Regions from separate parts of the Homo sapiens genome. Here all the other regions are linked to region 2. A link is a loop called in an ENCODE intact Hi-C map of the cell type or tissue named here. Cell type or tissue: endothelial cell of umbilical vein. All regions are shown on one strand. Region 1 overlaps CAST (calpastatin). Region 2 overlaps LOC101929710 (a long non-coding RNA gene). Region 3 overlaps CAST (calpastatin). Region 4 overlaps CAST (calpastatin). Region 5 overlaps CAST (calpastatin). Region 6 overlaps RIOK2 (RIO kinase 2). Region 7 overlaps LOC101929710 (a long non-coding RNA gene).

Region 1 (4,000 bases), 74 kb after region 2:
GATTTCTTTATTTCTTTTTTCTTTCATTTTTTTTTCTTTTTCAAATGACCTCTCCTTTTCCCCCCTGACCAACTCACTCTGCCATATTGTGGGAATACAGTAGAGCACACTAAGAGAGCTGCAGTTTCAGAGTCAGTGGACCTTGTGGGAGGCTTTGGTTGGAGGGATCAGTTACTGATACTATTTCTTCCCACTTCTCCCAGGACCTTGTCCTTTAGATCTTTTGATTATTCCTTTTTTTTTTCACTCTTTATTTCATGACTCCTCTTTAGACTACATATTAGCTCAATCTTCATCATAAACTGTTTTAAAGCAATTCCTTTGAAACTGCTCAAGCTCCAATTCCATCTCTGCCTCTAACCCTCACTACCAAAATTCCTGGTTAAAATTATTGAAGAAAAGAGTGTAGAGAGAGAAGAGAGAGAAACTAAAATCAAGTGTTGATAAATGCCTACATGTAGAAAGTGGGAAGGATAACTCAAGTCAAAGAAGCAGCAAGCAAAGAGGTAGAGGAAGCTGGGTGCTCCCTGTCATCAGTGTGGGGGGTGCAGGAAGAAGTGGAGGGTCAGTAGGGCTGAAATGCTGATATTTCCAGAGGGATGGGGGCTGAGGCAAGGTCCTGATTGGAGACTGGGATAGTATCAGTTCTCTTCCAAGCTGTTTTTGTGGAGTAATAGAAGGTTTCCATTGTACTGTGATTATGATTGAGAGGGTGCTGAGTATGTGGAGATTCTGCATGGTAGATTCTTCTTCCAATGTATGTAGATTTATGTAAAGAACAGCAGATAAAGCAATGAAAAATGAAGTCAGTGTTTACTTACACAAAAAGAGATAAGTTCTGTAAGGAAAAAAATATTCATGTTACTTGTTAAACAATAGTAAGGCAGACTTCATTCCAGACCATTGCTATAGGTGTAGGGACCACTGCAAGGGAATTTTGCAGTAAGAGGGGAGAAATTATAGGGGTGGCTGGTTTTTCCAAGAGTTGACTCCATAGCCAACCTTAATTTTAACAATCTAATTCCATGTACATCATTCTCAAATATTGCATTCTATTATAGTTATTCAAGGCCTTGGTAGTATTTAGCTCCAAATATAATGAAGAAAAGTGGGGATTTTTAGCTAGGAGCAGGGCCAGGGATCGTTGGATGGAAAATTAAAAGGAAACATCAGGGATAAGGCGGATTCTGGGAAAAGTGACCTATAGGATTCTTGCTTAAGGCCAGCGGGTGATCAGATCTCACCTGGCGGATGGTGGAGGATGAGGGGACTTGATCGGATAGCAAGAATGGAGGATTCTGACTAAAGTAGCCTGTCAGTATTCTTGCTATGAGTGGGTAGTGCAGAGATGAACGTGGAAGTCCAACAATGAGGCCTAATTGAAAAAGAGCTCAGAGGAGCCTGATTAGAATTTAGTCAAGGAGAGAATCTTTGTCAGTGTGACTGAGACACTTCACATGTTATAGATGTCTTGGATTGTTTGGTACTGTTCTCTGCCAGTTGTTTATTGATAAATGAATTCATTTATTAATTAAGAAACATCAAATAAGAAAGATGTTGTTTGGAAAGAACTAACAAGTGAATTCTAAAAATTTGTTTGTCTTAATCATTACGATTCTAGACCTCCTAGTTTGTTATTCACATTAAAGTTGGTATTTTTGGGCTCTCTCTTTTGCACATCAAGCCTCTCATTCCTAAATGATCTAATTCAAGCTTAAGGACCAGAATTTTTGGACTTTAGTACCATTCTAGAAATATATCATTCTAAAATCTGAAATCTACAATTTTGAAGAAAACTATTTATAGGAAACTGAGAGCTAAAACAATCTTATAATAACATCCCATTTTTGGTTTCACTTAGTACTTAAGATAAAAATTGCTTCTCTGAATATAATTTTGTCACTTTTTTTCCTGTGTACTTTCTTAATACAGCAAGTAGACTCAGTAAAATCTGATACAATATACTTATTTCACTAGTGAAATTGAAAGCTGAATGACTGGCGAATTTAAAAGATAATGAGGGTTCTTACTACCAGCGCCAATAAGAAAGGTTAGACATTTGTTAAACGTGATATGGTGCTATCTGCCTGCATGTTAACCATATAGTTCAGGGGACACCCAGTGGTTAAAAGTAGGTAATTCCTTGCTGTGGTACAGTGTTAAAAAATTATGGAAAAATATATTTCTTGGCTCAGCAGTGATCACACATTGTTGATTTTTTCTTTCTGAATGAGTACATGTTAGGATGTGTGTGTGTTTTGAGAAAATGTTTGGTCTTGACTTTATATATAAATTTTCTTTGAATAATAAAAACTCACCAACAATTTTGAAAATGTTAGAAATATGATTAAACTTTTCCTTTAATTAAAACAAATTAGAAATGTGGAACAAGTGACTGCGTCATAAATAAGAAAAGCCTTTTTGACCCAGAAATCCCAATTCTAAGAATGTATTCCAAGTATATAATCAGAGGTGTACATGATGACTTACTTATATCCAACGATATTTATCATAGCTTTATTTATAATAACAACAAACTAAGAAGGAAACACCTGTATGGAAGTTAAGTAAAATCATAGCGCTGATATACTGACGAAGGCATTTTTAATACTGTGTTTTGAAAAACATTTAATGACAGGCAAAAATGCTTATATTAGGTAAAAATCTTTCTAAATGTAAGATTACAATTCTATTCATATAACATACTTATAATATGTTATCATGTGCATATTTTTGTATTTGTATAAAAATAGGAAAAAACTGAAATTAGTTGTCTTGGATGACAGGATTTTAAGTAATTATTATTTCTTCTTCCTACTTTTTTTAATCTTAAGTGTATTTATTAAACCAGAAGAAAAAGAACAATAAGCAGCATAGATAATAAAAGAGTAAGATAAGAGTGTTTTACCAATGACCAGAAAAGTACCCATGCATGTATCTGCTTAGACCTTAAAGAGAGAAGTGCTGTGTATTTGAGATTTTTTACTTTGGGGCCCCTAAGAGATACTTTCAGAGCAAGGCTGCTGCTGCTGTGTGTGTGTATATGAGTGTATGTTTTGTGTGCTTGTGTGTAGGGGTGGGGGCACACACACGTGTTTGAGTAGAAAAGCACCTCTTAAATACAGACAGAAAATAAGAACAAAGACAACTTGGAGGGCAAGAATACTGAAATATTTTTAGTTCATATTCTCTTTGGAATCTGATGAAACTGTGATCTTTTCTCTGAAAGCTACACACATGTACGAATACAAAAAATACTCTCCAAAATGTTACATACAATTTAAAGAGGTTTATATGCACACACTATCCCCACCCTTGTAGGGACAATCTTATCAAGTAGATATATTTAGGAGGCACTATGTTATAGTATTTTCCTAGGTGGCTTGCTGATGTCTGAAATTCTACCATTAACAATTTCCTTAATCTTTCATTGCCTTTTTCTGCATCTTCTTTTAAACTGTAGGTATTTCTAGGTAATATATTCACTATTAATGCCCTTGTGAGAACTAGTTTGGCAGGAAAGGAAGAGAATACCGTAAGCATTTTTTTTCTGTAGATTCTGTAAAGGTAGTAGAGCACCAGAGATCATTTGATGAAAATAGCTAACACATAAATAGGCATTATATACACATGCAAATACATGTGTGCACACATGAGCACACACATGCGCCTTATGGCAACCCCATTCTCCTGATAAGGAAATTGAGGCACAGCTTGATTAAATAACCCATCTAAGGCCACACAGTTATTTAATAATAGAACCCAGAATTGAAATCACTTTCCAGAGTCTGTGCTTTTAACTAGTATCCGATACTCATCATAAAATTACTTATATTATGAAGTCTACCTTATAGATGGAGGCCAACTCCATAGACTTTCTTACTTCTATTGTCATTTTTTTGTTATTCACTTTTCTACTTCTTCATTTCCCTCTTTCTTCCTTGTGTGATGCCCTCTTTTCATTCAAGATTATATAGCAAGTTCAGTCATTCCAATTCCC
Region 2 (4,000 bases):
AAAAAGACATACAAGCAGCCAACAAGCATATGGAAAAATGCTCGACAACACTAATAATCAGGGAAATGCAAGTCAAAAACCGCATGAGACACCATCTCACACCAATCACATAGCTATTATTAAAACGTCAAAAAATAACAGATGTTGGTGAGGATGCAGAGAAAAGGGAACACCTATACACTGTCGATGGAAATGTAAATTTGTTCAGCCACTGTGGAGAGCAGTTTGGAGTTTCCTTGAAGAACTAAAAATAGCACTACAATTTGACCCAGGAATCCCATTACCATGTGTCTATCCGAAGGAAAAGAAATAGTTCTACTAAAGCTATTCCTGTACTTGTATGTTCATGGCAGCACTATTCACAATAGCAAAGTCATGGTGCCCACTAATGGTGGCTTAGATGAAGAATATGAGATACTTAGACACTATGGAATACCATTCAGCCTTAAAAAGGAATGAAATCATGTCCTTTGCAGCAACATGGATGCAGCAGGAGGACATTATCCTAAATGAATTAACACAGAAACAGAAAGTCAAATACCACATATTCTCATTATAAGTGAGAGCTAAACATTGCATGCATGTGGGCATAAGATGGGAACAATAACACTAAGGACTCCAAAACAGGGAGGGAGGAAAGAGAGCAAGAGTTGAAAAACTACTTACTGGGTACTATGTTCACTCTCTGGGTGTTGGGTTCAATAGAAGCCCAAACCTCAGCATTTCACAATATATCCACGTAACAAACCTGCATACATACCCGCTGAATCTAAAATTTGAAGAAAATAAAACAAAAACAGAGAAATCTGCACTTGTACCGGTTTAAAGAAATAAATACGTTTTAATCTAATCAAATATATCAAATCTTTTACTTTATAATTTTGGTTTACTGGATTTTGTTAATATGCTCTTTCTTACACTGAGATTATGCAAAAATTCTTCTGCATTTTCCTCAAACTTATTTTAGTTTTGCTTTAGATGTTTAGATCTCTTATCAACGGGGTAACAATTTATCTTTGTGTATGATATAAACAAGAAGTCTAAATAAATATACACACATATATACATACATACACACATATATACATGTGTAAATACACAGTACATGTAATTTTTCTCTGTGGGTAACCAATTAATGTTTATCAGTTAGCCCATGCATGTTCTATTGATTTGTAATGCCACTGCTTCATGTATCCAATTTCCAAATATGTATGAGTCTCTTTCTGAACTCTCTATTCTGTTCCACTGGCAAGTCATCCATCACTGTGCCAATAGCACACTGCCTGAACTACTATAGTTTTATAATAAGTCTTGATATCTGGTAGAGTGACCCTCTCCATCTTCTTCTCTTTCAGAATTTTCTATTCCTAGCTGTTTTCTTCCATTCAAATTTTGAAATAAGCTTGTCAAGTTCAGCAATAAAAATCCAGTTGAGGTTATAATTTGAATTGCATTAGAATAGATGGATTTGAAGATGAATGACAGTTTTCTTCTTATCCTTGAACATGGTTTCATCTCTCCTTTCATTTAAGTATTCTCGAAGGTCTTTCAATGAAATTTCATACTTTTTTCATATTTGCACATCCTTTGTTAGATTTAATACTAGGTACTTCAGATTTTGTAATACTACTATTTGTGCTATCTGTATTTTCTGTTTAAGTCTTCACAACCCTATGAGTTAGATATTTTCACGTTCATTTTCTAGCTAAGGAAACTAAGGTCCAGAAAGATTAAGTAACTCACCATGTTATCAGTAGTCAGTGATGGGGACGGGATGCAAAACAAGTTCTATCTGACCCCAAATTCTGTGTTCTTAACCTCCAATCCATACTCTGTCTTCTGATGATTGTCTTTAAAGCATTTTTAAATGAAACAACTTAAGGGTATTCAAAGGCACAAAACAACAACAACAATAGTAACTACCTATCTCCCTGGAGAAAACGTTAAGTACCTCAAACTTTATTCTCTATACAAATAACCTGGGACTTCTATTACAATGTACATCTTAATCCTGTAGGTCTGGGGTGGAGCCTGCAAATATTTAGGTATTCCCAAATGTCTTTCAATGAAATTTTATACTTTTTAAAATAATTGCACATCTTTTGTTAGATTTAATACTGGGTGCCTTATACTGTTTTTTAAATTGTTGTTCATTTATCTGCATTGTGAGGCTGGGTATCCTCACAGCCCTATGAGTTAGATGTTTTATGTCTATTTTGTAATGAAGGAATCTAAGGTATAAAGTAACTAACAATATATCATCAGCAGTAAGTGACCAGGTAATACAAATGCTGCCGGTCCAAGGAACCCCTTCCAGAACCACCACTAACTCTACAGCATTTTCTGGTGAGGAACCCTTTAATTAACATGATTAAAGGTGAGAACTCCACCAGATGGCAGCAGAAGCTCATCATTTTGTCTCAAATGATTCCATTTCCCTCTGGATGGAGTGTTAGCTGTTGGCAAATGCCTGACTCGTTAGGTTATTGCGGTGAAGTGAATCAGAATCAGGGCCTTTCACTCCTGATGCTGTGTGCAATCTTACCTACTACAGCGCCTCAGTGTTGACAAGGGATTTTCAGCAAAAGCATCCAGCCGGGACATGCCCACGAGCTTCTCCCAAAAACCTTATGGCAGGAGGCTTATAAATGAGAATGAAAACTGTTTTCCATGGGTTGCTTTTTCATCACAGTGAGTTCAATTTAGGTACTTAACCAAGAAAAGGAAACATGATTTGAAATGTTTGGCAGGGGATTAGAAGAGGAAATGATTCATTCACTGTGGGGAACGGGAAGCTATTCAGGCAGATAAACCTGAAACAGAGTCCAAAGATTCAGAGGAAATCCAAGAATAATGCCAGGGACCCACCTCCATCCAAAGCCTAGGCCCAGCCTCTCCCCAGGGGTGCCAGATTACCCCTCTTCCTCAGTGCTTTTTTTCTTTTTAAAAACTGAATATATATATATAGTTGAATTATGAAAAGGATCCATCATCTTGTACTGCTCCCACCCTAAGCTTGGTAAAATGAGGCACCTGTCACTAAGAAGGCTAATGAGTTCATTATATTCTCTTGCCTTTTAGTTACTTAAAAGCAATAATTTGGGCACTGGGGAGGCCCTCAGCGCTGCCTTGAGTGAGCTGTGAGTAGGCTTTAGCCTAGTATAGGCAGCCCCCAAATTTCAATAGTTCAACTTAAGATTTTTGAACTTTACGATGGTGCAGAAATCATATGCATTCAGTAGAAGCTGTACTTGGAGTACCCATACAGCAATTCAATTCTGTTTTTCAATTTCAGTACAATATTCAATACATTACATGAGATATTCAGCACTTTATTATAAAACAGGCTTTGTGTTAGATGATTTGCCCAACCACAGGCTATTGTAATTGTTGGAGCATATTTAAGGTAAGCTAGGCTAAACTATGATGTTCAGCAGCTTTGGTGTATTAAGTGCATTTTTGACTTACAATATTTTCTATTTCCAGTAAGTTTATCCCATCGTAAGCCAAAGAGCAGCTGTACAGGATGGCATTTGGCAGTCCCTAGGCAGGTCTCACTTCCTCCTCTCCCCTTACTCTGCCATAACCATCTCTCCCATTGACTCAGTCAGCACTGTCTGTGCTGCTGCACAGGGCTGTCTCCCAGAGTGTGTTCACATAGTCCAGTCTATCAGATTGCTTTGCTAATGTGCCAATGGCAACAGGGAGAATGAAACAGACAAGGATTCTGTGGGCTGTCCTTGGCTGAGACGCACATTGAGGGAGAATTCAACCTGCTCCACCACGCCAGGCCCCAGGGAAGGAGGCCAGGGAGCCTAAGAGGGGTCAGGTGGAGGTGTATGGTAGTGAGTAGGGAATCAGGAGATTATCAGCCGTCCTATTATTTAATGGTTCTTGCTTCAAGCATTTGCTGGGAAAGAGGGGTCCCGAGAACAGGTCCATGCCACTGAGACTCAGTGACTTATACTAGGGCAAGTGTAAATGTTCTGGTATTAGGGTT
Region 3 (4,000 bases), 130 kb after region 2:
TATCTTCGACTTTCTTGGAGGGCTCACCGGCCACAGTGTGGCACGATAAGCTTTGTGACGGTGAACGCAGAGGAGCAAGAGAAGCAGTTCGTATCTTCCAGGACCAAGTAATGTATTGGGAAGAAGGGAAACTTGATTACAACACAATGTGAGATATACATTACTTAGAGTAGCCGACAGAAGCAGTGTCATCTTGAGGAAAGCGGGGTGTTGGCAGAATCCTGGGGGGAGTCAGGAGGCCAAGCTGAGTTGTGGCTTTACCACCTGAGGGCGACAGGGCCACAAGTATATTGCACTTCTGCCCCAAGCTTCTTACAGACACTTAAGGAGAGACAATTAATGTGGGAAGGGAGGGTATAAACATGTCATAAACCTCAGGATCAAAGGAGTCTTAAAAGTGACTAAAAGCAGATAAGCAGATGTTAAGAAAAAAAGTGACATAAAATAAGTTATTTAAACATGTGGGTAACTAGTTTGGGAATGCATATGAATGTATTAAGTTCCCTCTAGAAAACTTCAGAGTCGCAGCAAACTAAAATTCCAGCAAAAAGAACTCCTCTTTTCCACTCTTATGACATAATAGTTGTATTAGTCTGTTCTCATGCTGCTAATAAAGACATACCAGAGACTGGGTAATGTATAAAGGAAAGAAGTTTAATTGACTCACAGTTCCTCATGGCTAGGGAGGCCTCATAATTACGGTGGAAAGTGAATGAGGAGCAAAGTCACGTCTTACATGGAGGAAAGTAAAAGAGCATGTGCAGGGGAACTCCCCTTTATAAAACCATCAGATCTAGTGAGAATTATTCACTATCATGAGAACAGTACAGGAGAGCTCCGCCCCCATGATTCAATTACCTCCCACTGGGTCCCTCCCACGACACGTGGGAATTATGGGAGCTACAATTCAAGATGAGATTTGGGTGGGGACACAGCCAAAGCATATCACTAGTTTTCCTTTTTAATCATATACAAAGTATGAATGTTTCTAAAGAGGATCTTTCAGTCCTCTAGATTATTAACCTGAATTCTTAGTACCCGACTTAGTGGGTCCTTTACATCCTAGATAGTCTGATGTGATGAGAAGGCTCAGGAAGGTCACTGTCAGCCTGTAGGAGTGTCCACTGCCACCCCAGCATACCCCAGAATAGAGAGCTATCTGTGGAAAACCACACAATACTCCAGAGAGGAAACCCATGCCTACTTGGTATTCCCATCATCTACCATAACATAAAATAAAAGTTTTTTATTCTCTAATGATAGCCCATTATAAGTCTCCCACATTTTTAGGTGTGGCTGCCTAGTCTAGTGCCATTTCAATTCAGTAGGCTCTTTTTTTTCGATGCCTACTGTATACAAACCAGAGCAGGCATTTCAAGACTATAAAGATCAAAGAGGAAAATAAAAGCTCTGGCCGCATGTGTAACTTTCACTGTCCACAGCCTGAGATTAGTGGGGAGGACCGTCTTAATACAGGTGACCCTGGATGTTCATGAAGGCCGCTGTGCCTTGACCTGGGGAGTGCTGCTCCATGACAGGATTTCTCCAGATGCCGAAATAGAGCGTGACTGGAAATGTTTAAAAGAAAACCATGACTTCATCCTTTAATGAGAGCTTCTCTATAAAACAGTGAAACTAATCCCAAAGCATAGAACAGTGCCTGGTCCATTAAAAGTGCTCAATAAGTAGTAATTAATCAACTAACCAATCAGTGGGTTTAGTTACATTTAATGTTTAAATGTTTTCATTTGTTTTGTTTTTTATATTTCCTGTAAAACATGACCAGCTGACTTTCTCTATTATTGTGCGTATCCTGTTTAAATGTTACTAATTACAATTGTTTAAGAACCACACTCTTAGGCTAAGATGCAGATGGGGGCCGTGGGTTGGGTTGGAATATGCCAAGTGAACCTCCTACCTTGGTTAGTAAATTAAATCCACACCTTTATATAGGTACAAATTCTTACATATTATGGAACTTCACACTACCCACCAGCAGGTTAAATTGCAAGTGTTGTGTCCTAGCAGTCAGTGATCTACTATAGAACTATGCTTTTATTTGTAATGCAGCTAGTTGTTCATGGTTCAGTAAGCTAGAGAAGTCCTGGCATTATTGAAGAGAGTCCTTTTAAAAGAGGTAAAACAAGTTATCCATGGATCAGCCAAGATTTGTGATGGGCCGCTTCTCCCATATCTGAACTGGGTTTAATGTGAAAATTAGTCGTGTTTCCTCTCCCTTCCTTAGACAGCTGCCTCGTTGAGTAAGACAGATGAAGGCCATTAAAATAATTGCAACTAACTGCTGCACTGTGCTTACTGTCTTCAAAGGATCTTTTATTTACTTTTCTCTGGTGATCTTCACAAGTCAGTGAGCTAGATAAGGGTTATTAGTAGCCACATTTTACAGCTGAAGAAACTGGACCAAATAAAGGCTAAGTGGCTTCCCAAGGTCACAGCAGCTGGGAGCAGAACAGGGCAGTTGCCCAGGATCCCTGGCTGGGCTACTTTTGCTCAGTCACCCACTGCTCCCTTTCTCACAGCTGCCCACCATCGTCTTGTGCTTTGTAGTTTACAAGGCTCTTCCAGATGCTTTTACCAGATTTGGTCTTCTCTATAACACTCGAGAAGTACACAGAGGAAGTGATATCATCTCATTATGTGCATTATCCAACTACTTTTTTTTTCCCCTCCATTTTCATCAGGCAAAAGCTAAAGAAGAAAAACTAGAGAAGTGTGGTGAGGATGATGAAACAATCCCATCTGAGTACAGATTAAAACCAGCCACGGTAAATTTTTAGCCACAGTGCATGACAACAGCATCTTGCCTTTGCATCTTGTTTTGTTGTATCTGTACCCTTGACATTGTCAAAGGACATGTCTGTCCCCCATTCAGATATTAACTCTGAAAACCCTGAACCTTTTTTTCTCTGCTCCCTACAGTTAGACCCCTTGAGGGATGGTTTGTCCCTGCCTGGCTTCCTAAGTAGTGACCATGTGTTCATTTAAATTCCCACAGATTTAAATGTTTCGTTTATTAACAGTTCTTACAATAGATCCCAAAACTCAGAAGGAACAATTTGGGGATAATTTCTTTTCTAACTGCTATATGGATAAAAGCACCATAGGTCTTCTGAGGGGTAGATATGAATGCACGAGGGTTTACCAGTATCCTAAGTGAAGGTGGTTTTGTTGCTGTTGTTTTTGATTATGGTGAGGATGGTAGACTAACTCCTGTCATTACATTTGTCATTTACTTTTGAAATCATGCATATAAACACATGTTGGAATATAGTTACAATTCTAAGTTATGAAACCTCATATCCAAAAAAACTAAACAGTGTTATAGGAATGATATCCACCTCTTCACTCTAGGTTGGAGAATTGGGGTTTTTTAAAAGCTTCGATTAACATAGCTACATCTTTATTGCCAAAGAACTTTTTTTTCCTATTACTCTACCCAACAGATTAAAAACATTTTTAATAACTTAAAGTAAATGTGCATTCTGCTTGGTAACATCTCGATTTTTATAGCTCAACTCCTTTTTTTATACTTTATAAAAAGTAAATCTGAAACACAAACTCATGTAAATCTAAGAAAAAAATTAGCTGACATTTCATATCCTGGAATTCCCAGAAACAAACTTGATGGGACATGAAAGCAAAATTTTCTATTTCATTTCCAATGAATTTTAATTTCATTTACAGGATAAAGATGGAAAACCACTATTGCCAGAGCCTGAAGAAAAACCCAAGGTTAGGAAATACATTTTTTTCTGATACTTAAAGAACAATAGACATGTAAAGTATGAATTAAGATAATTTTGACAGTCTGGAATTCACTGTGCAGACTTGCATGCTAACCTAGTACAGAGGAAAGGGGAACTTCTGATGGTAACACTTGGCTGATACCTGTAGCTCCTTTCCATATATTTTAAAGATGATCTTCCTCATAAATCATTACTAGACTATAAATTTCTAGGTAAAATTTATTGCACACTAG
Region 4 (4,000 bases), 89 kb after region 2:
CATAATGAGTCAGTGTGGGTTTTATTAAAATGAAGATTCTGGTTTAGGAAGTCCAGGATGAGGCTGAGATTCTGCTTTTCTAACAAGCTTCCAGTGGATGTGCTGCTGCTGCTTTGGCAACCACATTTTGAGTAGCCAGGAGACTGAATAGTGCAGAATGTGGGTAGTTTAGGCTACCCATAACCTAAACATCAACTAGAGAATCTGATTAAAATGCAGATTCTCAGGTTTGAAGCCAAGAAATTCTGATTCGCCGGGGTGGGGGAAGAGCCCAGGATTTCATATATTTAATAGGCATTCCCAGGAGTTTCAGATGCAGATGATTTGAGAACCACACTGGCAGGAAGGACACCCTCAGGGATTGTGATGGCCACAGCACAGCAGTGGAACTACATTGTTTGCCTTCACTCTAAGGAAAGGAGCCTTTTTCCACCTGACTTACAGCAGAAGAATCTTGCGAAAAAAATTTTTTTTTTTTTTTGAGACAGGGTCTCACTATTGCCCAGGCAGGAGTGCAGTGGTGTGATCTCAGCTCACTGCAACCTCCACCTTCCAGGTTCAAGCGATAATCCTGCCTGAAGCCTCCCGAGTAGCTGGGATTACAGGCAAGCACCACCGCACACAGCTAATGTTTGTATTTTTAGTAGAGACAGGGTTTCACCATGTTGCCCAGGCTGGTCTGGAACTCCTGAGCTCAGGTGATCCACTTGCCTCGGCCTCCCAAAGTGGTGGGATTACAGGCATGAGCCACCATGCCTGGCCAGAAAATTTGTTTTATAACCATGTGATTACTCATCTGTACTCATCAGGAGCACAGAAATACATTCAGAGATAGGCATCATTGAGCTGCCTAACTCTGGAAGCTGTGGGGCCCAGGGCCCATCCCTATGGGGTGTGGCCCAAATTAGTCACCCTGTGCTGTTTTTGTCACAGGAGAAATTAATGTCAGTGAAACCTAGATGAGCTTTTAGTCTATTTTTAAAAAGGAATGACAATACTAATGATCAACAACAACAACAAAAAGGGATATATAAGCTATATATCAAGAAGAATTCTAAGTCCGGGTGCATGGCTCATGCCTGTAATCCCAGCACTTTGGGAGGCTGAGGTGGGTGGATCACTTCAGGTCAGGAGTTCGAGACCAGCCTGGCCAACATGGTGAAACCCTGTCTCTACTAAAAATACAAAAATTAGCTAGGTGTGGTGGTGCATGCCTGTAATCGCAGCTACTCGGGAAGCTGAGGCAGGAGTATTGCTTGAACCTGGGAGGTGGAGGTTGCAGTGAGCTGAGATCACGTGACTGCACTCCAGCCTGGGCCACATAGCGAGAATCCCACCTCAAAAAAAAAAAAAAATTATAAGGACAGGGTCTTCTGCTCTGGAAATGTTAGAATCTTAAAGTTGGAAGGGCTCTTATTTCACTAGATTTTTGACAGAAATAAAAGACAAAAAAAATAAGGTAGCTGTGAGGAGTACCTTGAAAGGTACATCAGAGGGCCCTAACTGCCTTGGCTGCCTGGTGGGGTACAAAGCTGTATGGATGAGTTCACCTTTTTCATGCCACTGGCCATCATTTGTCATGACTCGACACAGCACTGTCCAACCTGTCCTGAGGTCTGTGTTCCTCAAACAGTGACCAACACTACCTCCTTCACTCACACCCCAAGTTCAGGGTTCAGAGCCTTTAATGTGGTTGGTGTACGGCTTTTCATTTATTTTAAAATTTTTTATAATTATTTTCTCTAACTCTTATCATTCAATATTTATTAGTTGGCCTTCTATATGAAAGAGTGGCTTAACCCCTCTATTTATTCATTCATTTATTTACAGCAGTATAGACTCATGAATTTATATTGTATTCAATAGCTTCAAATCTATTCTAATTTTGAAGTTTGTAATATACTATAATATAAAGTAATCGGGTAGAATTCTTACTGTTAAACTACTCTTTAAAGAAATCCATTACACAGTTTTAACTGCATTTGCAAATCCCTGGTTGTAGTCATTACTAATCCACTTTATAGTTTCAAAAGAGGTCTTCGGGGGAGCATATTTGCGAAGTGCACCCACCGTCGTTGCCTTATTCTGGTAGTCACAGGGTGACAGCCGAGGGAGCGGTAACCTGTAATCAGCCGGCGGTGCGCAGCCCACACAGCACGTGGTCCGCATCACAGGCTGCGTTATTGAGTGAGCCAGTCTCCAGATGCCAGGCGCATGACGAGTCCACGGAGCGGGACCTCCCTCCCCACGCATCCCGGGCTCCCGGGGCGGGGCCGCCGGGCAGGGGGGCGGGGAGCATCCTGCGTCGCCTTCCCGGGACCGCCCCGCCCCGTCGCACTCAGAGAGCTGGGCTGGAGCTCCAAGCGGAAACCGCGGGAGCCGAGCCCAGCTAGGAATGCAGACCTCCTGAAAACCAAGCCGAGGACTGCGGGGTCCGGTGTCCACGCAGAGTGAGTACTGTCTTCCGCCGCTTTGCTCCAGGCCGCGCGTGCTCCCGGGTCTAGGGCCTGTGCCCCCGGCTACCTGCCCTGCGTGTCCGGGGCCTGGTCCCTGCAGCGGACTCCCCAGGCTCGGGACGTGCGCTTTTCCTACTATCGCGACCCTGGCGATACCGTGCGTTCTGAGTTTAACTGTGTTTCTTGGCGACTCCTCCTCCTTGTCGGTAACACTGTTACTGCCCCTTCCGCCGGGAAATGTATCTGGTGACCGGACGCGTAGGGTTACAAAACAAGGGATTTGTGTGGCCCGGTACAAGTGGCCCGAGACAAGTGGCCCGAGACAAGTGGCCCAAAAGAAGGAAAGCAGCAGCTATGTCAGTTTGGTTTGGCACCTTTATCTCTAGGGTTGGAGATAGATCTCCTCCTCCCCAGCCGTGCCGCCACCCTGTGATGACCTCCGTTTTAGAGCGTGAGCTCACTCTGACCTTTCTGCGTACCTGATACATGCTGGGTGTGGCGTGGCAAGTGTTGTAACCTGTTTCGGTTCCATTTCCTTTACACAACCTGAGACGGTTGTAGAATAACATCACTGAGGGTTACTTTGTGTCTATCTTTTAAGAATACAAAGTGTTTTCACAGAGATTTAACTTTCTCTTCTGTATGGTTAGGGACCCGGCATTCTCCACTTACACACAGGCAGGGGGAAGTTCTTTATTCCCATTGTACAGCTTCAGAAAATGAGGCAGAGAGTTTAGACAGCTTCCCTAAGGATCGGGACTTTGGGGCCTCTCTAGTTTTCTAGGAAACCACCTATGCATCAGAATGACAGAAATGCTTAATCAGCAGCTCTGGAAAGTTCCTGCTGTTTCACATGTTTTTCAGAGGAAAAACCTCTGCATTGCAGGGAAGCTCAACAAGGAGTGGCATCTACTGTTCAAAAGGGGAAAGTCTATTTCCTAATCAGCACTAGAGTTTATATTAATATAGATTGCTTCTTTCTGATGAATGTATTCGACTTTTGTGCACTGATTTTTCAGTATCTAAAAGGAATATTGAGTTGTTGGGAATATGCTGGGGAGGGTGTGCTGCTTGGGTTCTAGGAGGCAGTATAGGATTAAAATGAAGTAGTGAAATTTAGCAAAATCTTGCTGAACAAGGAAAGGCCACACCTGTAGACTGATGGAGAAGGAATAAGCCACCTATAGCAATGAGGCTGACTAGGGATCCCGTGTGTGTGCAGCAAGGACTCCTGGTGTCTATTACGAATCAGCATGCTTTGTAGACTGTGAAACAGTGTTTATGAAGCAGCACATTCAAGTATAAATATTGGCTGTGGTTCAGTTCAGATGCTTTGAAAGAAGAGTCCGAATGCCAGAGAGTAGTTGATTATATAGAATTAGTGGGGAGTTTTGGTTCCTTGATTATTCTCTGGCAGAATTGACTAAGTATAACATCTGTACTGCAATGAAAACATAAAAGCTAGTACGTAAAGTAACAGTTTGAAAGAATGAAACCAGAAAGAAAAAGAAAGCATTTTCTTTTCATTTGAATAACTTCTGAAA
Region 5 (4,000 bases), 140 kb after region 2:
TGTAGCGGAGTGTCTTGTTGGTCTACCATTACTCAGTCTTATTAACCAAATATTTCTAAACTTATTGAGAGTACTTGTGTCTTTCCTCAGGAATCTAAGGCCGCTGCTCCAGCTCCTGTGTCGGAGGCTGTGTGTCGGACCTCCATGTGTAGTATACAGTCAGCACCCCCTGAGCCGGCTACCTTGGTGAGTGACTCCCTGGGCATTTGAGCAGTGGCTTGAGAAAGTTTTCTGCCTCCTCCTGTCACTCTCTGCTGTGTATTACCATCATTTTATCTTATCCTGACAAATTAAAAATAAAATCTGATATCATTATAGTATCTGTTGTTTCTTTGGGCTTCAGGGGTGTCGTAGAAATTCAGACTAAGATTTAAATTTTTAATTAAATTACTCCCAACTGTATTTTTCTCTACTCTTCTGAAATTCTAGTTCCTCAGCTATTGTGGATAATCCTGCCTTTTCACTTCTCTGCATCTTTTAAGCCTATATGGATTTCCACCGAAAGCCCAAAGTTACTTTTTTACTGACTTTCCTGGTAGAATAACATGCAGTAAAATCATTATGATTCCTCCCCACTCTTCCCACTGCAGGAGGTGAAACTGACTCAATTTCTTTCTCTTTCCTTCTTCTTTTCGTGCTTCTCTCTCACTTTCTAATTTTCACATGAAGTATGATATTTAAGAAGGTGAATCTTTGTTTCCTTTTGATTTTAGTGTTTTTTTTCCATTAGTTAATGATTGAATTTGACTCAGGGAATAACATCTGATGGAATTATATTTCAATTGTATTTCATTACTACAGAATTAGCACATCTTCCCTCTGAACACCTACCTTTCATCATCTGCTGTGCCATTGCTCTAGATGTTTTGCAATGTCTTCTCATTAAATTTTCACAAGGACACTATGAAGTCTGTCCTGATCATCTTCCTGTAATAGATAAGGGAAATGAGGCTTTGAGTTGACCTTGATCCACTTGATATTTCAGAGCCTCAGTTGAGATGAAAGATATGGCCCCTGCTCTCAGCTGTCTTCAAGACTAGTGTGGATATGAGCCCTCCCCAGTTTTTTGGGGTTTCAGGGTACTCTTCAGGTACTTTTTACAGCATGTGTGCTAGGCCACAGTGGTAAAGAACCGGAGAGGAGGAGGGACTCTAGGAGGACTCTGGTGAAGAAAGCAGGCAAAGAGGCTGTGATTGGAGTCAAAACAACAATAGCCAGCATTCCCCAGTAGAACTCTTGTAACCAAAACCTGCACCTGCACCACCTGCCTCATCTGCCAAGTGTGACTGCCCGGGCTTTAGAGGGCTCAATTCCTTTTCAACTTTACCCTGACTGTAGAGCTGAGCATTGGATTGTTAGAAAGCAGACAAACCAGAACAAAACAAAAAGCTCTTGTTTTCCCTTTCCCCGTCCTCCTTTCCAGGGCCTTAACCCCACCAACTCTGGCCATGGTTGCCCAGGTTACTGTCACTGAGGCAGTTGGCATTTCTGGGATTGTGACACCCTCGAACGCCAGAAAGAATAGCTGTAGAGTGTAATAAAGGTCAGAGGACTCAAGAAAGGCATGAAGATTAGAGAGTAAAGGAAGACAGACCAGAGGAAGGAGATGAATGCGTTCCCTAGGTGGTTCTTGTGTGTATAAAAGAAAATTTATTAAGGAAACCCAGAGACCTGAGTTGTAGTTGTGAATTTGATAATATCAAATACTACAGAAATAGAAGTTTTAGTCCTTACTCCTGTTTCCAGATTCCTTTGTTCTTAAGTCTGCTTCTTCTCCTAGGTTTTCTTTAACTGTTTCAGTAATTTCTTAAGCAAGAGGTTGGCAAAGGGCACAGGTTTGGGGAAGCAGTGGTTTCCAAAGATTCTGTAGCATAGAGTATGAGAAAACAGAATTGTAGTGTGAGCAGGTGTCTTAAATCATGTAGCAACTCACATTGCTTGCATAAGACTTGGGTACCAGTGCAACTCTTGATATCCTTGATTAGAGTGTTGCAACTCTTAATACTTAATACTTAATTTAGGTATAATCCCAAACAGGTTAGAAACCTCAGGGATAACCTCAGGGATTTTTTTTTTTTTTTTTTTTTTTTTTTTTTTTGGTAGCTCTTGGGAATAAAACCCATGCAGTATTCAGCCACTAGGTGGTGCTAAATCACTTTTCTTTGGTGATCTTTCCTTTTGCAGTGCAGTTTATCAGAAAAACAGCTTTTCTTACTTGAAATCATGGCTAAAATATAAAACAGAAATACAGTTTTACTCTAAAATTTTAATAGGTGCTCATTGTGAGGTCAGAGATTTTAATAATAAGATTAAACTCTGAGATTGTTTGACCCAAGGCCTTTTACATTTTTGTTTGACCAAGACCAACAGTGGGAAATTCATTGATATTGCAACCCCATCCCCATACACTGGAAGCAACAGTTTAAAGAATAGTATTTATCCCTTCTATGTATGATGCATTTTATACACACACACACACACACACACACACACACTCTTACATTTTTTTTTTTTTGAGGCAGAGTCTCGTTCTGTCATCCAGGTTGGACTGCAATGGCATGATCTCGGCTCACTGCAACCTCAACCTCCTGAGGTCAAGCAATCCTCCCACCTCAGCCTCTTGAGGAGATGGGACTACAGGCATGCACCATCATGCCTGGCTAATTTTTAAAAACTTTTTGTAAAGATGGGATCTCACTGTGTTGCCCCGGCTGGTCTCAAACTCCTGAGCTCAAACAATCTTCCTGCCTTGGCCTCCCAAAATGCTGTGATGGATTACAGGTGTGAGCCACTGTGCCTGGTCCTGTTCTCTTCATTAAAAAAGAAAAGTCCTGGCCATGAACCATTAAGTTGATTCTTATGACCTACTAATGTACAGACGATTCCCTTTATTTTCCCTTGACACCATTCGTCCTCTGTGTTCACCAGTGTGATTTTAAATACCAGCATGGCCAGAGTTCATTACATTTGGGGGAGTACATTTCATTTTGAACAATCGGACCACAGGTAGACAGTTCTCACTGTGCCATTCAGGTTAGTTGGTCACAGGCAGAGTCATCAGAACCAGCCCTGAAACTCCTTTGGTCAGTAGAAGCCCTGTGGAGAAAACAGGCTTCCGAGCCTCCTCTTCTGAGACAAGCCAGGCTGTCCCACAGGAAATGGAGAGGAATGGCCTCTTGTGGGCTCTCTGAAAATCTTTCCTGTGCCGTCTATGGAATGATCTCCATAAAGACCACGTCTTTCTTTTTTCCTGGTATGCAACTTATCTGTGATACACCTCAGTCCATTGTCTTTCTTATTTCTAAACCAACTCTGGGTCAGGTCTCGTAAGTTTCACATTATCAACATATAATTTGCACACAATGTTTAATATAAGAAATTTGCTCGAATGTTAAACGTTTTGTTTTTTAAACATAGATTCTAATTCAGTTGATAACTCGAGTTATTAAAAGATAGCGTGTGCCTTTTATCTGAAATAATGATATGCCTTTCTGAATTGATAGCATATGTTTTAAAGGGAGTGATTAACCACCTACTTAATATATCCACTAATGCACTTTCAGAAGGGCACAGTGCCAGATGATGCTGTAGAAGCCTTGGCTGATAGCCTGGGGAAAAAGGAAGCAGATCCAGAAGATGGAAAACCTGTGATGGATAAAGTCAAGGTAATGGCAACTGAGATGCTTCTGGAAAATAAATATCATTGATCACCTTCTCCCCCTGCAAATAAGTTAGTCATTTGTTTTGTTTTTTATATTTCCTGTAAAACATGACCAGCTGGCTTTTTCTATTATTGTGCATATCCTGTTTAATAAGCTAAACCTGAATAAGCTGCAGTGTTGAACCCCCACAGTGGATGGTCGACATGCACAGACCGGAGGCCTCTGAGTCTCATCTTTGCCCACCTGCATTGACATTGCTGGGACTTGGGAAGGAAGGGGCAGCTGCCTGCTGCTCCTCACAGCTGTCTTGCATCCCAGCAGGCTTTCTGCTGGTGCCT
Region 6 (4,000 bases), 550 kb after region 2:
AGAGTGCTGAATCTGTGACAGTGAAATAAACCTACACTTCAGAAAGTGCTCTGAGAACCTAACATAACTCATCCCTCTATCCTTTGTAAGTAGCAACCTGGAAGGCAGCATCAGGCAGAGTTTTTTAATTAGACAGCTATGTATTTTGTCAGAAAATTTACTAAGCAGTTGGCTAAAAGAATGATTATCTCGAGCTGCACTAACTCTGATTAGTATCCATTAAACATCTATGGTTTTGGAGAAACCTCAAAGATAGCCAGCTATGTGCCAAAGAACAGACCAATGGCTATCAATACCACAAAGTTAGCACAAATATAAACCGCATAGTTTGTAGGAAAAGTTTATTTAATGGGGAGACTAAGACGATGCAAGATGGTTACTAGAAAAACATCTTTCAGTCTGGATAAATACACAACAAAGGATCATAGCTGAAATACCAGTGACCATCACAATAGGAAAGGTGGTCAGCTTGTGGAATTTTCCTTTTGGTAACCTTAAGAAGTCATTTTAGCAGTACTAACCATACAGTATATGTCAGGCACTGTAATAAACTCTTTACAAGTGGTACTTCATTTAGTCTTCACGACACTGAGGTATACTATTAAATGTCCCCATTTTACAAGTAAAAAAATTGAGGTTAGAGAGGCCACAGAAGGTACCTGAGGTTTGGGAAGTGTAGAACCAGGATTTAAATCTGGAACTCCTAGGCAAAAAAAAGTGTTTTAACAATCACAATATACAGCTTTACATTAGTAAAATTTTGAATTTGTTTTTGTTCATTGTTCACTATGCATGTTTTAAAATGTGAGGGTTATAGCTTATCTGTTAGGACAAACTCTCTAACTTCTAATTGATGGCTAGCCAAACATATCTTCAAAAAATAACTATTATAATTATACCTTAGTTTTCAACAACCAAAACAACATATCCAAAAAAAACTAAATTCCTTAACAGATCATTTATTAGTAAATCTTCAATAACTAGCACTAATCTTTGCCCAAATGAGGTAAGGCCTCCATTTCTGATTGGAATAATTAATTCCTTGGCCCACAAGAAATCTTAGGCTATTAAAGGTAAAAATCATGTTTGTCTTGAGTTTCTTAATAGTAATGGGCTTTTTATGTAGTAGATACTCAAAAGTCAACTGAGTCAACTAGGTAAAGCTGAGCAGGATAAGGCTTTATTCCCAATTTGCTTTCATAGCTCTGAATATAAGAAAATGACTCCAAAATAAACATTCTGTGGTTCTATTAAGCTGTTTTCAACTTTACATTATAAAAATGCTTAAAAGTTGAGAGATTATACAAAATGAATACCTGAATTCAAAGATATATCTAAAATGCAAAGCAAGGGTATTTAAATATTTGAATGTCAGGTAACTTTTGAGGGAAGAGGAATTGGCATTTTCTAGCTTCTATATATTTAAGCCAATTTATTAGATAATTACAGGTCTTGCAAATAGCTAGTAGAGTTAATTTGGCAAAGGTGAAAGGGAATCTGCTGTCTTTATCAATCTTGGAAAAGTCTGTACTATATTCCCTCTGGTAGAACATAATTAGGGATGCAAGTAATCCTGTTTGGTGACTATGGGGTGATATTGCCATCTAGTGGCCATTTTTCGCTGCAAGTGATCCCCTTTTCCGACTTATGCGGCAATGAAGAGACAATAATCAGGTGCATACACTTAAGCACTCATCTTTACATCTCACTGAATTATAAAGTCCTTGAGGAAGGGACCATGGCTATGTATTTTCTTTCCTGCATTAGGTATTTGTTAACCTTGAGGTGAGAACATGTTCCGGACCCACTTATATAATAAGCATATGAGAAAGAACATTTCATTCCTCATTCTACTCCACCTTCCCCAACCCCTAACTCTTCTGCTACTCAGGCCTGCTTACAAGCTGCCAACTGTAAAAATTGTGGTAGACTATCTCAAGTAAGTTTCCATTCTCATGACCACATTACCAATGTAAGTGGCACAAAACAGATTATTAATCAATTAATTAAGCAAATTGTGCATCACTGGCTTATCTTTACTTCCAAAGGCTTATCTTTACTTCTAAAGAAAAATAAGACAGTGAAGTCCTCCAGTTGCCAAATAAAATGCAACCAAATTGTCAGCAGAATTTCAGAATCATTATGATTCTAATAGCCATGTTTTATTGAATGCTTAAGAATGTGCTAAACATTGTTCTAATTGCTTTATGTGCATTGTAGCATATCATCCTCAACAAACAGAAAACAACAAAAATGTTATTTAGATTTTTAAAAATATGCAAATGTCTCTAATAAAGTTACGTAACTGTAGTTACCCAAATTACTTTGAAAAAAATGGACTGCTTTGGCAGGTAATTATTCTTTGCAAGACACATACTGAATGACCAAATTTATAGATGAAAGAGGGTTTATTTATTAATATATGATAGCCTTGGCTCAAAAAAGACAAATGAGGGCTCAAAAAGGAATTACAGTAACTTTAAAAAATATATTAAACATATCCAAGATCCTAAATATATTATTCTCCCCAAAAGCTGGCTGCTTCCAAACTTGATTTGATATTTTGCATGTTTTCCCTACGTTGCTTGGTAAATATATTTGCTTCTCCTTTCTGCAATCGACGTCTGACAGCTGATTTTTGCTGTTTTGTCAACTGACGTTTCACCTTCTGTTTCACCAGTTCCTGGAAAGATTTCATAAATTAGTATTACTGATAATGAACCATTTCAAAAAGTACACTGCTAATATCTGTTCTATTTATATATTGACACCATGAATTTTAAGATTCCAAACACTGACAGTACTATATAGAAACTGTTATATAGGAGAAATTAAATTCCAAACAGAAATACAGATTATATAGCAAAAAATATAGTGTATAGGCAGAATTTTTAAAAAATTACCATAGTGCCACCTAGTGTCCATCATGAAAACTGATGGAAAAAACAAGATGAAACTGCTTGTTCCTCTGCTTTTTAGGTTAAAAGTAGGCTTTTAGAGTAGATTTTGTATAGAAAATTATTTTTGAAAGCATTCAGTATTGCTGAATATATCCAAGAATGCCTTCACAGTTTCAGCTGTAGAATTGACCTGATGGTAGCAATCACCCATGGAAAAGTCTTCATATGTCTTTTGATCATAAATTCAAGTTACTTATCAGTTAAGATACACTGTGCAAGTCACATGACTTACAAGATGAATAAGAAATGTGAAATACTCAGTTCACAATGACCTTTTCTTTCTCTGAAGCACTACAGTCTGTTATTTAATAACTGTATATAACCTTGTATCATTCAACTTTTCTCCTAAAAAAGAAGATAGCTGCAAAACTCTGCAAAGCCAGGAACAAGGGTCTTCTTTTTTTTTTTGAGACAGGGTCTTGCTGTGTTGCCCAGGTTGGAGTGCAGTGGCAGGAACACAGTTCACGGTGGCTGCAACCTCCTGGGCTTGAGTGATCTTTCTGCCTCAGTCTCCTGAGTAGCTGGGAATACAGGTGTATACCACTACACCTGGCTAACTTTTAAATTTTTTGTAGACAGGGGTCTTGCTATGTTGCCCAGGCTGGCCTGAAACTCTTGGGCTCAAGCGATCCTTCCACCTTGGCCCCCAAAGTGCTGGGATCACAGGTCTGAGCCACTATGCCCGGCCAAATTTGTACTTATATCCAAGTACAAATGGCTGGGCGCAGTGGCTCACGCCTGAAATCCCAGCACTTTGGGAGGCTGAGGTGGGTGGATCACCTGAGGTCAGGAGTTCGAGACCAGCCTGGCCAACATGGTGAAACCTTGTCTCTACTAAAAATACAAAAATTAGCCAGCCATGGTGGTAGGCGCCTGTAATCCAAGCTACTCGGGAAGCTGAGGCAGGAGAATTGCTTGAACCCAGGAGGCGGAGGTTGCAGTGGGCTGAGATCATGCCACTGCACTCTAGCCTGGATGACCTCCGGCCTGGATGACAAGAGCAAAACTCCATCTCAAAAAAAAAACAAAAACAAAAACAA
Region 7 (4,000 bases), 270 kb before region 2:
TCACCCAGCCATATCTCCTCAATTCTTTATTTCCCACATTTGCACATCTCTGAAAATGGGATGTGTTTCACAATCATGCCACAAACGCCCTGAGCCTACGGGAATCCTGTTGTACTTGTTCATAGTATCATTGCTTCACTGAGTTATGTGCATTTTTGGTACCGCATAAGTTGATTCCATTGCCATTTAAAATGTCTTTAAAATTATGATACTGTAATTGAGCATTGAGACAAAAAGTTATTGTGTATGAAGAAAGGTGTGGGAATAGGGCAATGAAGCTTACATTTGGTATTGAAGGAAATATTTTGTTTCTAGAAGAATGATCACAATTTCATATTTTTAAAAAGAGCTATTAACAGTTTTATTTTAAAATAGCAACATGTACAATGCACTCATACATAGTTTGCAATTGTTAAAATGATGATGAAAATCTTTAACCTCACTAAAAAAAAACACATTTACAGATTTTAAAAATTCTTTTAGGGGGTACACAAGATAAAAATTTAAAGACCTCAGCTGTAGATTGCAATTTTCCAAATGGATCTCACAATACTGGCACCTAGCCAAAATAAATTCTTTAACCAAAGATAGGAAAATGAGAAAGTAGGACAACTTATTGATTTTTTAATAAAATGATGTTAAATGTTTTCAGTTTAAAGTTCTGTTCTATTTTCTGAAATTAAGGTGCTTGCTACCTTTTTAGGGGGTTGAGAGGAGTTTAGTTTGAAAATAATGATGTTAATATTAACATGCTTTTCTTTTTTCATTTCTACATTGCCTTTGAAAGCAACAGCTATGTGCTTTACAGGGCTTGCCTAAGGAGGCTACCTGTAAGGAGAAGAAGCTGAGTTTCATTTTGCTACTGAGAAACACACAAAGGATTGCCTTTAACTTCCTAAGCATTGCAACTGAAAGCAGAAGAAATTGCCAGATCCCTGCTGATTTATGAAATGCATTTCAAAGCCACAGAACTACCATTTTAGGCATTGCAGCACAATTTAATTGGCATTATTTTTCTTACTGGTCCAGAAAATAATGGTGTGATTTACAAATGTTGATGTCTTCAATTTGATCAAACACTGTATTTAAAATTGTATACCTCTTCCTGCTGATCTACTTTATCCTGCTCTACTGCACTATATGATTCACTAATTAACTCTAAATTTACCATCAGTCTCCTTCAGCTGGAAGATGAGCTCCTTGAAGGCAAGCATCTTTGTTTATTCATCGTAGGGTCTAGATAAACCAATGTTTAATACATAATTGTTGAATGAATTAATGACTGAAGGAATTGGATCGTAACCCCTACTTGAATGTAATTTTACACTTACCCTTGTGACCTTGATAGAACTAATAGTCCTGCCTTTGTCAGGCTGGCAGCTTTATGTCAAATCTACATTTTGGGTGTGTAGGAAGACTGGCCAAGGGACAATATCAAAGGCTAGTACCGCAAGCCCTAAAGCAATAGTGAAGAGTGACATAGTTTCTAGTGATGAGTCTGTATGTATAGGAGGGAAGTGGGCATTGGGATGAGGAAGGAATCAAGGATTATTCTCTTATAGCCATGGATATATTCAAATGTGTGGAATGAATGGATGAGTAAATGCAACATTTGACAATTTCTCCAAATATGGTTTTTTTTCTCATGTACTAATGGTTATATTTTTTAAGTGGTAATCTCATTACCTCTCCAAGACCAAGCAAGACATCAATCAAATTGTGTGAGAAGCAAATTCACACATTAACTTAACCATGAAAGCAAGCAGTGGCTCATGTGCCATGAAAAGAATTCAGATTCAAAGGAATGCGAATCAGGTAGCAGGCTGAGTAAATATTCTCACAATCAGACTATTCTCACAATCAGACCTTGACCTAGTGAGAAATTAAACATACTCTACTTTTCCTTTAGTCTTCATTTATTTTTGCTTAAGTTTGTGGGGGATATGCTGGCTTAATTTGCATCTGATGATTGTATTTCTTCTTGGGAGAAATGGAACAAGTGACTAATACCTACCAGGTGGATGGCAGGTAGGCAGAGGTGAATGGAAGCAGAGCCAACACATTTTCTGTGCCAAGTACAATTCCCCAGGCTGAATTATATTTCAAATTTGTTTGCATTGGTTCTTTCATTATTGCTTACACAAATAGAGCTGAAAAACCACATGGTTAAGTACAGAATACCGTGATATAATGACTTGTAGACACAAGGGGTCAGCATTTGAACACAGATGATTTGGTCGAAGTCTTGCCTTGTTCCCTTCTGCTGCTCTACTCTGGCTTGATGTGCTTATGTGTATGAGGGTAGATATGGAAATGAAATTCAATTTGTATTTTGCACATCGCTTTCTTTTCCAGTTTAGAATTTTGAGATCTCCCTTTTATATTTAATCAGTCTGTTATTGTCATGGGAGATGATATCTAACAAGGAGTCTTACCAGTCTCACTGGCCCCAATGGTTTCAGCAAACTTCAGTGACCTCCAGATATACGCTAATTTTTCTCTTCCCAAAAGAGCTTCTTAACCTAATCTACTCTTTTTTGAAGAGTCTTAACCTAACCTACTCTTTTTTGAAGAGTCCCTAATCTATGCTTGCTTAATACATGTGTTGGATGATACACTATTTTACTGATACAAATCTACCAGAAACAGGAGATTTGTGGTTGGAGAGATTGTATCTTGATTCTGAGCTTATTCTGAGCTTTCGACTTAGCATTGGGCTCCATTATAATTGCTCTGTCTTTGATCTGTCCTTTCACTTTCTACGTCTAACTCAGTGCAAATGCATGCTACAGTATCTCTTAAGAAACACTATATTATTCCCATAATTAAAAATTATTACAGTAAAATTCACTTTTTTGGGTGTACAGTTCCTTAGCTGGGTATCACTGGCTCAGGGTCTCATGAAGCTGTAATTGAGATGTCAGCCAGAGCTGCTCTCCCATCTGAAGGCTTAACTGAGGGAGAATCCACATTTGCTCATGTGGCTATGGGTGGGATTCAGTTCCTCAGGGACTGTTGGACTAGGGACTTCAGTTCCCTGCTGGCTGTTGCTGGAGGCTTCCCTCAGTTCCTTGTCATATCTCCATAGGGCAGAGTGACCCAGATGACACAGCTTGTTTCCACACAGGTGAGAAAGTGAGAGACTGAGAGAAAGATGAAAGTCAGGGTGTTTTTGTAACCCATGTAAAAGTGACATCCCATCATGTTTACTGTATTCTATTTATTGGAAGCAAAAGTAGGGAGGATTACACAACAGTGTGAACATCAGAAGGCAGGGATCACTGGGGACCATTTTAGAGGTTGCCACCATAAAGGCTGTCACAATGATCCAATTGAGAAATGATGGAGTTTGCATTTGGGTGGTGCCAGTAGGCTAACATCCTCCGATTGCAAAATATGAGTGACATTTAGAAGAATAAAATTGCTAAAACATGATGGTTGATTGGCTATGGTAGATAAAGGAATAAAAAATTTTGAAGAAGACTCCAGATTTCGGGCTTGAGCTCCTGAGTAGATGGCAGTACTATTCACTTATAATGATATTCTGCAGGAAGGCAGAGATCGTGACTGCTGTTTCGGACATATTAGCTTGCAAGTACCTGTGAGGCATCTAATTTGAATATCAGGCAGGTGGTTAGATATTCAGATTTTGAGCTTATAAGAAAGTTGTGGATCAGATAATGGATTTGGCTTTTGTCACTGTAGAGATTGTAATTGAAGCCTGTCTTAGGTCCAGTTTCTAGGAGCACAAATTTCCCAAATAACAAGTGAGTCAGTAGGAATGAAGTGAACAGACTCTTTCTAGTTCTACCCCTTGACTCCTGGATTCGTATATTCTACCACTGGATACACAGTACCACATAATGACCATTGGTAGAAGGTATATACTACATCCTAAAGCAACACCCAAACCTCATAATGTATCGTCTGTAAGCTGGCACCTCAGTTGTGACTTTAAGAAACTGTTCCAATCTCTATCAAAATAGCAATATCTGGGCTA

The links. Peaks named below come from ENCODE experiments on the same cell type or tissue, not always from the same donor. Only the 100,000 strongest peaks of a DNase experiment are listed, where the experiment ranks them.
Region 1: a loop joins it to region 2, with 12 times the contacts of the local background. A loop is called at or near these places in 72 of 110 quality-filtered maps.
Region 3: it touches region 2 in a loop (6-fold over the local background); 42 of 110 quality-filtered maps call a loop at or near these places.
Region 4: a loop joins it to region 2, with 5 times the contacts of the local background. A loop is called at or near these places in 13 of 110 quality-filtered maps.
Region 5: it touches region 2 in a loop (6-fold over the local background); 35 of 110 quality-filtered maps call a loop at or near these places.
Region 6: it touches region 2 in a loop (9-fold over the local background); 69 of 110 quality-filtered maps call a loop at or near these places.
Region 7: it touches region 2 in a loop (6-fold over the local background); 84 of 110 quality-filtered maps call a loop at or near these places.

Annotation. Positions count from the first base shown.
Region 1 is chr5:96,685,936-96,689,935 of GRCh38, forward strand. All of the region lies in intron 2 of CAST (calpastatin), which reads left to right. Among named protein-coding and RNA genes, the nearest start is that of CAST, 26 kb to the left of the region's middle. In endothelial cell of umbilical vein, a CTCF peak has its summit at 2,131; a DNase peak (open chromatin) is centred at 2,076; H3K27ac peaks cover 367 bases.
Region 2 is chr5:96,611,805-96,615,804 of GRCh38, forward strand. The region is part of intron 4 of LOC101929710 (a long non-coding RNA gene); the gene reads left to right. It also overlaps a transcript of CAST not described here. Among named protein-coding and RNA genes, the nearest start is that of CAST, 49 kb to the right of the region's middle. In endothelial cell of umbilical vein, a CTCF peak has its summit at 2,405 (motif pointing right); DNase peaks (open chromatin) are centred at 2,497 and 2,557; H3K27ac peaks cover 913 bases.
Region 3 is chr5:96,743,640-96,747,639 of GRCh38, forward strand. CAST (calpastatin) reads left to right here. Exons shown (of 32, transcript NM_001750.7): 17 at 2,703-2,786; 18 at 3,706-3,753. Among named protein-coding and RNA genes, the nearest start is that of ERAP1, 62 kb to the right of the region's middle. In endothelial cell of umbilical vein, no CTCF peak of the experiment used is centred here; no DNase peak of the experiment used is centred here; H3K27ac peaks cover 1,237 bases.
Region 4 is chr5:96,700,466-96,704,465 of GRCh38, forward strand. The region is part of intron 3 of CAST (calpastatin); the gene reads left to right. Among named protein-coding and RNA genes, the nearest start is that of CAST, 40 kb to the left of the region's middle. RefSeq lists a silencer at 2,211-2,340 and an enhancer at 2,580-3,079. In endothelial cell of umbilical vein, no CTCF peak of the experiment used is centred here; DNase peaks (open chromatin) are centred at 2,266 and 2,656; H3K4me3 peaks cover 1,504 bases; H3K27ac peaks cover 1,807 bases.
Region 5 is chr5:96,750,497-96,754,496 of GRCh38, forward strand. It overlaps CAST (calpastatin), which reads left to right. Exons shown (of 32, transcript NM_001750.7): 20 at 91-186; 21 at 3,564-3,665. Among named protein-coding and RNA genes, the nearest start is that of ERAP1, 55 kb to the right of the region's middle. In endothelial cell of umbilical vein, a CTCF peak has its summit at 2,134 (motif pointing right); a DNase peak (open chromatin) is centred at 2,155.
Region 6 is chr5:97,160,543-97,164,542 of GRCh38, forward strand. RIOK2 (RIO kinase 2) reads right to left here. Exons shown (of 10, transcript NM_018343.3): 10 at 325-2,683. The coding sequence ends at 2,519. Among named protein-coding and RNA genes, the nearest start is that of LIX1, 20 kb to the left of the region's middle. In endothelial cell of umbilical vein, CTCF peaks have their summits at 1,615 (motif pointing left) and 2,873 (motif pointing left); DNase peaks (open chromatin) are centred at 1,599 and 2,959.
Region 7 is chr5:96,342,728-96,346,727 of GRCh38, forward strand. The region is part of intron 3 of LOC101929710 (a long non-coding RNA gene); the gene reads left to right. LOC107986365 (a long non-coding RNA gene) reads left to right here. Exons shown (of 2, transcript XR_001742457.1): 2 at 788-1,622. It also overlaps a transcript of CAST not described here. Among named protein-coding and RNA genes, the nearest start is that of PCSK1, 89 kb to the right of the region's middle. In endothelial cell of umbilical vein, a CTCF peak has its summit at 2,216 (motif pointing right); a DNase peak (open chromatin) is centred at 2,224.